Regions from separate parts of the Homo sapiens genome. Here all the other regions are linked to region 2. The links are chromatin contacts, found by Hi-C or POLR2A ChIA-PET in ENCODE. All regions are on one chromosome and are shown on one strand. The core of a region is the stretch at or near the end of the contact, and the rest is flanking DNA. Distances in the headings are between cores, read along the strand shown. Region 1 holds the start of KLHL21 (kelch like family member 21). Region 2 holds the start of GPR153 (G protein-coupled receptor 153). Region 3 holds the start of NOL9 (nucleolar protein 9).

Region 1 (3,723 bases), core at 144-2,643, 340 kb before region 2:
TGCCCATGCTCACCCTGAAATTCAGACCAGATGCATTCTTATGGCAAAATGACGTGAAACTCTTAAGTAGAAGAGAAAGCCTGCGGTTCTCATTTCAGAGGTGGAATAAAAACAAAATGTCTTCTGGAAACGCTACGCGGCCCTAGACCTCGCTGGAACCAGGAAATGATAGCCAGCTCCCATGCGCGTGGCCTGCTCTGGGACCCACGTGGGCGGGCGCCTTCCTCAGGAATGCGTTCTCAAAGGCCCACCGGTGTAGGGGGGCTGGAAAACAGCACAAACCCAAGTGTTCTCTGCAAAGCAGCAGTCCTGGTGGTGAAATAGGGGTCTTTTCTAAAACTGAGCAAAGCCTACCTTCCACTGAGGAAAAAATGGCCTCCAAGGGAGGGCTCTTTTTCCCCTACAAGTGACATTCAAAGTGGTGCTGTGTCTATCGGAACTAAAATAAGGGCGATTCCTTCTTTCACCATTCCCCACCGCAGTACAAGTGACGGCGGGACTGTGCTTAGTGGCGTCATCTAGTTTCAAGGCGGTCTCCTATCTGACTTTGAGCCCTCGCTCTTTATACCCAGTTACCCTCTCGTGGAGTCCGAGCAGCTGCTTCAGGGAGGCCCGGGAGCCCCTAGGGCGGGCAGCCCCGGAGCCTGCAGCTGCGACGCAGACTCGGAAACTACAACTGCGCGTGAAGCCGACTAAAGTTAACGCCTGTGTGATTGAGTCAGAAGCTCCTTCAGGAACACAGGAGTGGGGCCGACTCCTGGAATCCGGCCCCGGGTCGCTTATAAATGCGCCAAGAAAAAAACGTCACCGAAAAACTTTATACGCGTTCTTGCTTTGGTCCAGAATGGTAAAAAGCCTATCCTTTGAGTGTGTCCCGTGATGGGGTTAACTAGCAACCCTTGAAACTAGTGGAACTCAAAAGCAAAACAAAAAGCCATTGTACCCAGCCGCCCCGGGACCTGGGCCGGCGCCCTTGGGAAGTCTGGCGTGAAAGGAGGGGTGGCTTTGGTTTCAGGGCCGAGCTCGCCTCTCCCGGGTTGGGTTCAGCAGCCGGGCCGGGTGGGTCGTGGGCAACCCCGGGAGGCCCCCGGTCCCGGCGCGCGGCGAGGCCGCCCTCGGACCTGGCACTTGTCACTCGCTGTCCCCGGCCCGGGCGTCAGCGGGGAGACGCAGAAGGGCGGAGGGAGGGAGCCGGCCGCGGACAGCGGTGACTCAGCCTGCGGAGCCGGGGGCGGGCGCCGCGCGGGGGACAGGCGAGCCCGCGCTCGCGGGGGGCGGTGGCGCCCGGCACAGAGGGGTTAAGGGGGCGGTGCAGACGTCTCCCCGCCCATCCCGCCCCTCGAGAGCCGCGGCGCCCCGCCCTATTTATAGCAGCGGTGCCTAGCGCGCCGCGTCTCTCCGCAGGCCCCGGCCGCGGCGTCCTCGACAACCTATCGAAGGCGCCATGGAGCGACCGGCGCCCCTGGCCGTGCTTCCCTTCTCGGACCCCGCGCACGCCCTGAGCCTGCTGCGCGGCCTGAGCCAGCTGCGCGCCGAGCGCAAGTTCCTGGACGTGACCCTGGAGGCGGCGGGCGGGCGCGACTTCCCGGCGCACCGTGCGGTGCTGGCCGCCGCCAGCCCCTACTTCCGCGCCATGTTCGCGGGGCAGCTGCGCGAGAGCCGCGCCGAGCGGGTGCGCCTGCACGGAGTGCCTCCCGACATGCTGCAGCTGCTGCTGGACTTCAGCTACACGGGCCGCGTGGCGGTAAGCGGCGACAACGCTGAGCCGCTGCTGCGCGCCGCCGACCTGCTGCAGTTCCCGGCCGTGAAGGAGGCGTGCGGGGCCTTCCTGCAGCAGCAGCTCGACCTGGCCAACTGCCTGGACATGCAGGACTTCGCTGAGGCCTTCAGCTGCTCGGGACTGGCGAGCGCGGCGCAGCGGTTCATTCTGCGCCACGTGGGCGAGCTGGGCGCCGAGCAGCTGGAGCGGCTGCCACTGGCGCGCCTGCTGCGCTACCTGCGGGACGACGGGCTGTGTGTGCCCAAGGAGGAGGCCGCCTACCAGCTGGCGCTGCGCTGGGTCCGCGCTGACCCGCCGCGCCGCGCCGCGCACTGGCCGCAGCTGCTGGAGGCCGTGCGCCTGCCCTTCGTGCGCCGCTTCTACCTGTTGGCGCACGTCGAGGCCGAGCCGCTGGTGGCGCGCTGCCCACCCTGCCTGCGCCTGCTGCGCGAGGCGCGCGACTTCCAGGCGGCGCGCTACGACCGCCACGACCGCGGGCCCTGTCCCCGAATGCGTCCTCGCCCGTCCACCGGTCTCGCCGAGATCCTCGTGCTCGTGGGCGGCTGCGACCAGGACTGTGACGAGCTGGTCACTGTCGACTGCTACAACCCGCAGACGGGTCAGTGGCGCTACCTGGCCGAGTTCCCAGACCACCTGGGCGGAGGCTACAGCATCGTGGCGCTGGGCAATGACATCTACGTGACGGGTGAGTGGGCCAGGGGCTGGGCAGGCTCTCTGGGGTTGAACCTCGCCGGTACGGGAGCCCAGCTATTCGCGGGGGAAGCGCACAGAGCCTGGAATCCTAGGGGCGCACCTGAGTCCAAGCTGGGGCTCTGGTGACTACATGTCTCTGGGCGATACTTTTAACCTTGAAGAAGGGCCCCTTGTGTGAGCCGGGACAAGTAGCTGCTTGTGGGTCTCTGTGCCCCGTGCGGCCGGGGCTGCCAGGCTGAGCCAACTCCGTGCCCAGGAGGTGCCTCCCCACTTGGTTGGAAGATACTGGGGCATTCACCCCGCACAATGGGTGCTTTCTTTTTCTCCTTAAGGAATCCAGGGACGGGCAGGAGGCCGACGCCCGGTGAGGCATCTGTTCCCCACAAGCCGGGGAATTTCTCCCTCCCTGCTGAGCCACACCGGGCCCCCTGACTCACTCTTTGTCACCCGGTGACAAGGTTCCCTTGGGCTTGCACCTAGGCTCTGTGCTCTGGTCACATGGTGTTTAGGCTGAACTCCCCGGAGCCTGTAAACATGGTCACATGTTAAGAGGTTTTCTTCCAGTTACTTGGCCCAAACCCCAAAACACTGCCGAGTCATGGTAGGCGGGTCCCAGTCCGCCTGAGTTTGGGCTTCTACGGTTTTTATTAAAGATAAATCCCAGTTCAAACACGAGGCTACCTCCTTTGTCGGGGTGAGGAAGGGCGGTCTCTGTGACTGCTATATAAGGAAAGAACCCACCAGGCAGGCGTGTGAGGCGGTTATCAGGCAAGGAGGTGGGGACTGGGATGTCACAGCTGCTGTGCCCAGCCTTGCATGTTCGCGAGAGAGCCCACTCTGGGACGTGCTCCGAGTTCCAGTGGGGCTCTGAGGTGTCAGGTGGGACAGTTGCTGGATTCTGTTGCCACAGCTTCCTTAGCCTGCTGCTCTGAGTCCAGCCTCTGCTGGGTTCTGCCAGAATCTGTGCCTCTTTCCAATCCAAGGTTGTCCCCAAGTTGATTGGGGACCGTGTCCCTCCCCTCTTCTGAAAGTCTGACCAGTGGCTTTGAGCAGATAATTTCTTCCCAGAACTGGCCACACTGGCCCCAGCTTTCTGCACACCCTTCCATAAATGTCCCAGCAGAGCAGTTAATCCCTTGGGTTTAGGCAGGTGGCTGGTTCATTCCTTTCAGCTGCCTTTCACACAGCTCCATGGAAGGGAGGAGGCCGGCAGAGCTCACTTCCTAAGAACAAGAACTTGCTTTTCTCCC
Region 2 (3,689 bases), core at 89-2,588:
CAGAGGGCTCACTGGGGACACTGAGGGCCCTGGCTGCCCGAGAAACCACAGGGAGTATAGGTGTGCATGGCCCCAGATTCCCCCTTGCTCAGCCCCACACGTTATTGCGGGGCCTTTCTCTACAGACACTCCTCTTTTTGTCTCATGGGACGGACCCTAAGACCCATCCTGGGCCCCCTAAAAGCTGCTCAGGGACCTGGGGTGTGGGGACGGTTTAGGCAGGTGCAGGCTGTGGAGCAGCCCTGCCCGGACTGGGCAAGCTCCAAGCATCCGTTTTGGCTGCAATTGGTTTGGGTCTCCTCCTGGTCGGGTGCCTAGTTTCCTCCAGACACAGGGGTGCCTAGTCATGGATGTGTCCCAGAGGCACGGAAGGACACTATGCCAGGCAGCCCCAGAGGCCTTGTGCCCATTGTGTGTGTGGTCAGGTGCTTTCTAGAAAAGACAGGCACGATCCTCAGGAGGCGTCCTCTCCAGGGCCCCCATCAAGAAGCAGGAGGCTTTCCGCCTGCATGGGGCCAGCTGAGGCTGTCAGTCTGTGGGTGACAGCCTGTGCTCTATGAGGAGTGGTGATAGCATGAGGGCTTGGGAGGGAGGGGCGGAGGGGCGGGAAGAATGGGAGGAGGGGAGGAGGGGAGTAGGAGAAGGCTTCAGGCGCTGGGCTGCAGACCCTGGCCTCTCCCGGCTGGGCGGTGGTGCTCAGAGTTTCAGAGAGAACAATTTCTGAGCCTGTGGGGGTGGCGGGGACCACTCGGCAGCCCGGTGGCCCGTGCACTTTATTCCCTCAGTGGACCCCCCAGGCCCGGGGAGCAGCGTGAATCCGTAACTGGCCCAACCTTGCCCCTCGCTGCCCCTGCTTCAGACTGGATTCCCGGTTCCTAGAAGCCGCTGGCCATGCGTCCCTTGTCCTCTCCACGCCCCGCCCCGATTGTTCATCTTAGATGCGGCTTCCTCCAGGAAGGTCTCCCTGAGCCCCAGCCCTGGCCCCAGGTTCTCAGTGTCCATTCCTGCCCCAGCTCCCTCTGGCCCCCGGGCCCCCAGAGCTCCGGGCCTGGGTCTTGCCCCGGCGTCCGAAGGCGGCGTCCGGAGTGTGCACCGAGCCGAGCTGGGAGCCAGGGGCGCGGCGCTGTCAGGAGGCGCCACCAGCCCAGGGAGGCTCGGGCCGGCCGCGGGCGGACGCGGGGACACGGGTGGGCTGCGTACGGACGGACTGACGGAAGGACGGACGGGCTGACAGACCGACAGACGGCCGCGCCTCTGAGCGGGCGGGGGCGGGGCGGGCCGAGGGGCGGTGCGGAGGCCCCGGCGGAGACATGCGCCCTGCTCCGCCCCCCGCCCCCGGCCGCCCGGCGCAGCAGCGGAGCGGCGGGAGCTGAGCGAAGCGCGGCGGCGGCGGCGGCGCCTAGGGGAGGGAGGGGCGGCGGGGCCGAGCCCACCTAGCGGAGCGCGCCGGCCGCCGGTGGCCGCCGCCAGCATGCCCCGGCCCGCGGGCCGCTCCGCCGCCAGCCACCCCCGCGGCCCTCGGCGGCCTGCGCTCGGCCCGGGGGCGCGGGAACCGCAGCCGGAGCCGGAGGCGGGAGCAGCGAGCCGGAGCCCCGGGCGCTCGAATGCAGGGTGAGCGTCGCCGCCCTGGCCCGAGGGCGGACGGACGGGAGGACCCCGGCGGGAGGACTCGGCGGGAAGGGAGGGGGCTTTCCGCGCCCTATCGGTCGCGGGGTCCGTCCGAGGGCCCACGAGCGGCGCTTAGCGCTGGCACCCCCCCAACTTGGGGACCTTCGGGGTAACTTCCCTGGGGCCAGCCCCTCCCTCCGTCCCCCTGCATCGGGGCCTAGCAGCGCCGCCCCCTGGGCTTCTCAGGGGACGGGGGCGGGGCGCGGTCTGGGGATCCTGAGCCCGCCCCTGCTCGGCGCAACCCAGAGGGGTCCGGGGGCCGCAGTCCCGCCAGGTTTCCCAGCCTGTCGCTCGGACGCGCCCTCGGGGTGGGGCAGGACTCGGGGCACCCACTGGGGACCAGCAGGCGAGAGCACGCGAGTCGGAGCGGGGATTGCGGGGGGGGGGGGGGATCGGAGCCCCAGGGGGTTGGGACTGTAGGGGCGGGGGCTGGGGGGGGCGTGCCGGAGATGTCCAGGCCTCGCGCTGCGCGTCCCTCCCTGGGCGACGGCCAGGCCGGGCCCCGTGGAACACATCGGCTGCAGCGCGGGCGGAGACCGGCGTGGGGGCGGAAGCCGGGGCGCAGCCAGAGCCCGGGGAATCCTTTCAAGTTCTGGGTTCTCTTTGTTGCGCAATGGGGCCTCGGGGCCGCGCGGCCTCATTGGCCCGGAGCTGTGACGTCACGCCCCGGCCCCGCCCGCATGTCTTGCGGAGGGAGGCCTCATGGCCCGGGTGGGTCCCAGGCTAGTTGCACCTGCAGTTGGCCCTGCAGTGGGCGGGGAAGTGGGAAGCCGGGTCCTGAGATGCTGCGGAATGCTTTAAGTGCCCTGCAGGAGAAACTTCCCAGCAGAAGACAGGGCTTTAAGTGCCCTGCAGGAGACACTTCCCAGCAGGAGACTGGGTCCCGTCGGCACTGTGGGGAGCCCAGCCTGGGGTCTGGCCCTAGTGGCCGCTCCATTCTATGAAGAATGAACAGAAAGGGTGCAATCCGTGGATCTGTGGTCACTGACCCAGAGCCAGAGGGACACTTTGTTCCCACACAACCAGTCCTCTGTCACTCTGCACTTGGAACCCGGTGTCCACGCCCTGTCCCCCAGGACGTTCCTCTCCCATGCCAAGACTACAGTGCCCAGGAGTGCCTGGCCCCAAACCCAGCCCTGACACTATTCTCTCCGTGTTGCCCTGAGCTTCTGCCTGAAGTGTTCCCATCTGCAGTGTGGGGACGGTGAGACCTGCCCTGCAGACCTGAGGCTCAGAAAGACCTCAGCTCTAGGGACAAAAAAAAAAAAAATGCCCTTTTCCCCAACATTTTAGGGTTTGAGAGGCCAGGACTTTGGTGTCAGGCAAGTGGAGTTTGGATCCTGGCTCAGGCAAGTGCTGGCCGGGCAAACAGCTTTACCTCTCCCTGCTTCTGCTGGACAAACTTTACAATGGGGATGAATTGTGGGGGCACTCACTGGAGGAGCATGCCCGTGTGCAAGAGGATGCACGTGCCCCTGCCCACAGACCTAGAGCCTTTTTCTTTTTAAGACAGGGTCTCACTCTGTTGCTCAGGCTAGAGTGCAGTGGCACAATCATGGCTCACTGTATCCTTGACCTCCCCAGGCTCAGGTGATCCTCACACCTCAGCCTTCCAAGTAGCTGGGACTATAGGCTCACACCACTACGCCTGGCCAATTTTTTTATTTGTTGTACAGATGGGTTTTCCCCATGTTGCCCAAGCTGGTCTCGAACTCCCGGGCTCAAGCCATCCACTCACCTTGGCCTCCCCGAGTGCTAGGATTACAGGCATGAGCCACTGCACCCTGCCTTCAGACCTAAAGCCTTTCCCAGCAGTAATGCAGCATTAGGCTAGACGAGAGGAAGAACTGGCACCGCGAAGGGCTGGGCTGGTTGCAGCCTGTGGCTCTTTCCTTACCACCCTGCACCAGTAATCAACACATGGACAGGGTGGGCGGGGCCAAGGTCACGGGGCTAGACAGAGCTTGTTCACGGGGCTAGACAGAGCTTGTTGGGCATCTGAGGGAAGGCCTCCCAGTCTC
Region 3 (3,684 bases), core at 93-2,592, 290 kb before region 2:
AGCTGCCCTTGCTTAGGCCTGGCCACCTAGGTATGGTACAAAGCCAAGAACCAATTTCAATGAAGTTACAATACAACACATTCTAACAGCAAGGGTGAAATAATTGGAAACTGGCCGAAGTGTCTAGGAAGGTCTAGCCAGCACTTAGGTGGCAAGTGGATTGATGAACAAGGCCTGGGGACAGTTCAAGGGGCAAAGGCAGAGGCAAGGTCCTGTTTGGAGGATGGCAGCCAGAGGGGCCCTATAGCCAGGGGTCCCACTAAGTGTGGCTCTGCTGGCCCCTCACTCACCTGTCACACAGGGTCACCTCGGGTCTGTGCCTCACCTGCAGACAGCCAGAATGGAGAGGGAACAGGCCTGCCAGGAGGTAATCTCCGGGGAGGGTGAAGTCAGGAGAAGACTCCGTGCTATGGCAGGCAAAGGCCCAGCAGCAGGAAATGAGAAGCTGCAGGCCGACCAGGCGAGCCGTGCAGAGCAGCATGCTGGCCAGATGCCCGCGCCTGGCATGGCCAAGGAGTGGCCTCTAAGGAGGCCAGTTGCTTAAATAGAAGGCAGCTGCCGGATGCTTCCTAACTTCAGGCCCCCAAAAGGGGTGGGACTGGAGCCCAGTGGCTGAAGCAGGACTGTTTGCCTTGACATTCCGGGCCTGCGGTCCCACTCAGGAACTGGGCAGGACGAAGGCACAGATGCAAACCAGGTGGCACCCAGTGACCCTTCCTCTGGACGGTTGTGGGTTCTGTCCACGCTCTGTGACTTCACCTGGCTTAGAAAAGGAGCTCTGGCATTTTGGGGCGAGGTGGGAGGCTGGAACACAATTTCTCCGGGTGTTGCGAGGTTTCAGAACTTTTTACCTGGGCCTCAGTTTACTAAATGAGACACAGCTTTGAGTCGACACCCCCCTGCCCCAGTCTCCAGTTTTCTGACATTAAGATTCTGAGCAAATTGTCATATACTTTCGCCTTGTTACCCAGGGTTGCTCACTTCGAAACAAATGCATGCAAACCGAAGGTATGCAAATAGACATGTTTTGTTTAAACTGCCAATCCTAAAGCTTTTTCTGCAGGAGAAAAAAAATATCCCGGTGTTTTTCCGGAGAGGTGGCCCATGGCTGGTCGCGAGGTTTCTGGCTTTCTCTCTCCGGCCGGCTGGGGTAGGGAATTTGCGTAACGTAAATGGAGTCCTCCGTGGAGCCCCTCGACCAGATCGGCTGGAACCTCCTAGTGTGCTTCCGGAGGTTGCCGGCAGAGGGCGCCGGCGGCTCGGAGGCCCCTCTTTTCGGCAGCTGGGAGGGCAGCGGGGCGGACCGACGGGATCTCGCGAGATTCTCGCGCGGTAGGCCCTGAGGACCCAGCATGGCGGACTCGGGACTGCTGCTAAAGCGGGGTTCCTGCCGTTCCACTTGGCTGCGGGTCCGCAAGGCCCGGCCCCAGCTCATCCTCAGCCGCCGGCCCCGCCGCCGGCTCGGGAGCCTGCGCTGGTGCGGTCGGCGGCGCCTACGGTGGCGGTTACTGCAAGCCCAGGCGTCCGGCGTGGACTGGAGGGAGGGAGCCCGCCAGGTGTCGCGCGCGGCGGCGGCCCGGAGACCCAACACCGCGACCCCCAGCCCGATCCCTAGCCCGACCCCGGCCTCCGAACCCGAGTCCGAACCCGAACTCGAATCCGCCTCGAGTTGCCACCGGCCTCTCCTCATCCCACCGGTGCGGCCCGTGGGCCCCGGCCGCGCGTTGCTGCTGCTGCCGGTCGAGCAGGTAGGTGGGGGGCGCCGGTAGTAGTCCCCGAGGGCAGGGAGGGCTGGAGAGGCAGCCCCGGGAGAGCTGCAGGGTAGGAGAGGACCGTGGTCCCCCGGGCCTGTTCTCTGGCTGCCAGTCGGATTCAAGTCCATCCTCTTGATGGTTGGTGGCAACTAGGCTCCCCTGAGCAGCAGGGTAACAGGTACCCTGCTAAGGGGTCCCTAGGCCTTACGAGCTAAAGGGACTTTATTTTGTTTTGTTTTCTTTCTTTCTTTTTCTTTTTGAGACAGAGTCTCACTCTGTCCCCCAGGCTGGAGTGCAGTGGCACAATCTCGGCTCACTGCAACCTCCGCATCCCGGGTTGAAGCGATTCCCCTGCCTCAGCCTCCGGAGTAGTTGGGACTACAGGCGCGTGCCACCTCGCCCGGCTATATTTTTTGTATTTTTAGTAGAAACGGGGTTTCGCCATGTTAGCCAGGATAGTCTCGATCTCCTGACCTTGTGATCCACCCGCCTCGGCCTCTCAAAGTGCTGGGATTACAGGTGTGAACCACCGCACCTGGAACTCTGAAAGGGATTTTAATAGTTAAAAAAAAAAAAGGTTGCAATTACTGAGAGCTCAGAAATTCCAGGATTTAAGGGTTCCAAAAGTGTTTTAGGCTTTGAACCCATTTAAACATCCAGCTCTCTTACGGAGTAGTTGTCCCTCTCTCTAAGTGTTTACAGACGAGGAGACTGAGGTTGGGTAACTTACACAGTAGAGGGAGAGCTAGGAGTCGAACTCAGGCAGCCTGATTCTTAACGTGGATGCCATTCCTGGAGATTCCCTGTCTAATGCAGGAGGGAAGGCAAAACCCAGGAAGTTCTGGAAGAGACTTGGCAAGCTGTGGGTCTTTAAAAGGACAGAGTGGTAGAGTCTGTCTGAACCAGGAGCACAGAGCCGAGTTCACGGTCACCATGCTTTCTCTGTAGCTGCCATGGGGTATGATCTTAGTTTAAAAATATAAAGTATGGGCCAGGCGCGGTGGCTCAGGCCTGTAGTCCCGGCACTTTGGGAAGCCGAAGCTGGCAGATCATCTGAGGTCAGGAGTTTGAGACCAGCCTGACCAACATGGTGAAACCTCATCTCTACTAAAAATACAAAAATTAGCTGGGCATGGTAGCACACGCCTGTAATCCCAGCTACTCAGGAGGCTAAGGCAGGAGACTTGCTTGAACCCGGGAGCTGGAGGTTGCAGTGAGCCAAGATCACGCCATTGCACTCCAGCCTGGGCGACAGAGTGAGACTCCGTCTCGAAAGAAAGGAAGAAAGGAAGGAGGGAGGGGAAAAGAAAGAAAGGAAAAGGAAAAGAGAGAGCTGGGCACAGTGGCTCACGCCTGTAATCCCAGCACTTTTGGAGGCTGAGGTGGGTGGATCACCTGAGGTAGCGAGTTCGAGACCAGCCTGGCCAATATGGCGAAACCCTGTCTAGTGGCTCACGCCTGTAATCCCAGCACTTTTGGAGGCCTAGGTGGGCGGATCACCTGAGGTCAGGAGTTTGAGATGTGGTGGCACACGCCTGTAATCCCAGCTACTCTGGAGGCAGAGGCAGGAGAATTGCTTTAACCTGGGAGGTGGAGGTTGTGGTAAGCTGATACTGTCCCAAAAATAAATAAATAAATAAAAATTAAATAAAATTAAAAAATTTAAAAGGCTGCAGCCATAAAAAGGGATGAGATCATGTCCTTTGCAGGGACTTGGATGGAGCTGGAAGCCGTTATCTTCAGCAAACTAATTCAGGTACAGAAAATCAAATATCGGCCGGGTGTGGTGGCTCACGCCTGTAATCCCAGCACTTTTAAGTTCCAGGGTACATACGCAGGGTGTGCAGATTTATTACGTAGTTAAATGGGTGCCTTGGTGGTTTGCTGCACAGATCAACACATCACCTATGTATTAAGCCCAGCATCCATT

The links. Hi-C counts contacts between places; a loop is a spot of excess contacts on that map. ChIA-PET counts read pairs that join two places held with the same protein, here RNA polymerase II (POLR2A). Pooled maps may share reads with other maps.
Region 1: a loop to region 2 is called in a pooled map, with 4 times the contacts of the local background. The contact joins the promoter of KLHL21 here to the promoter of GPR153 in region 2. A Hi-C loop is called at or near these places in 7 of 50 pooled maps.
Region 3: a loop to region 2 is called in a pooled map, with 11 times the contacts of the local background. The contact joins the promoter of NOL9 here to the promoter of GPR153 in region 2. A Hi-C loop is called at or near these places in 3 of 50 pooled maps. POLR2A ChIA-PET finds 5 or more read pairs at or near these places in 2 of 52 experiments (GM10248 and GM12878).

What each region holds. Positions count from the first base shown.
Region 1 is chr1:6,600,539-6,604,261 of GRCh38, reverse strand. KLHL21 (kelch like family member 21) reads left to right here and starts at 1,393. Exons shown (of 4, transcript NM_014851.4): 1 at 1,393-2,465. The coding sequence starts at 1,445. LOC107984913 (a long non-coding RNA gene) reads left to right here. Exons shown (of 2, transcript XR_001737882.3): 2 at 1-815. RefSeq lists silencers at 1-23, 988-1,377, 1,978-2,137, 2,318-2,397 and enhancers at 438-587, 628-787, 808-897, 2,658-2,707, 2,738-2,877.
Region 2 is chr1:6,258,747-6,262,435 of GRCh38, reverse strand. GPR153 (G protein-coupled receptor 153) reads left to right here and starts at 1,338. Exons shown (of 6, transcript NM_207370.4): 1 at 1,338-1,611. RefSeq lists silencers at 1,099-1,418, 1,599-1,768, 1,789-1,948, 2,119-2,308.
Region 3 is chr1:6,552,171-6,555,854 of GRCh38, reverse strand. NOL9 (nucleolar protein 9) reads left to right here and starts at 1,342. Exons shown (of 12, transcript NM_024654.5): 1 at 1,342-1,748. The coding sequence starts at 1,353. TAS1R1 (taste 1 receptor member 1) reads right to left here and starts at 548. Exons shown (of 6, transcript NM_138697.4): 1 at 291-548. The coding sequence starts at 481. RefSeq lists a silencer at 1,377-1,636 and an enhancer at 3,031-3,531.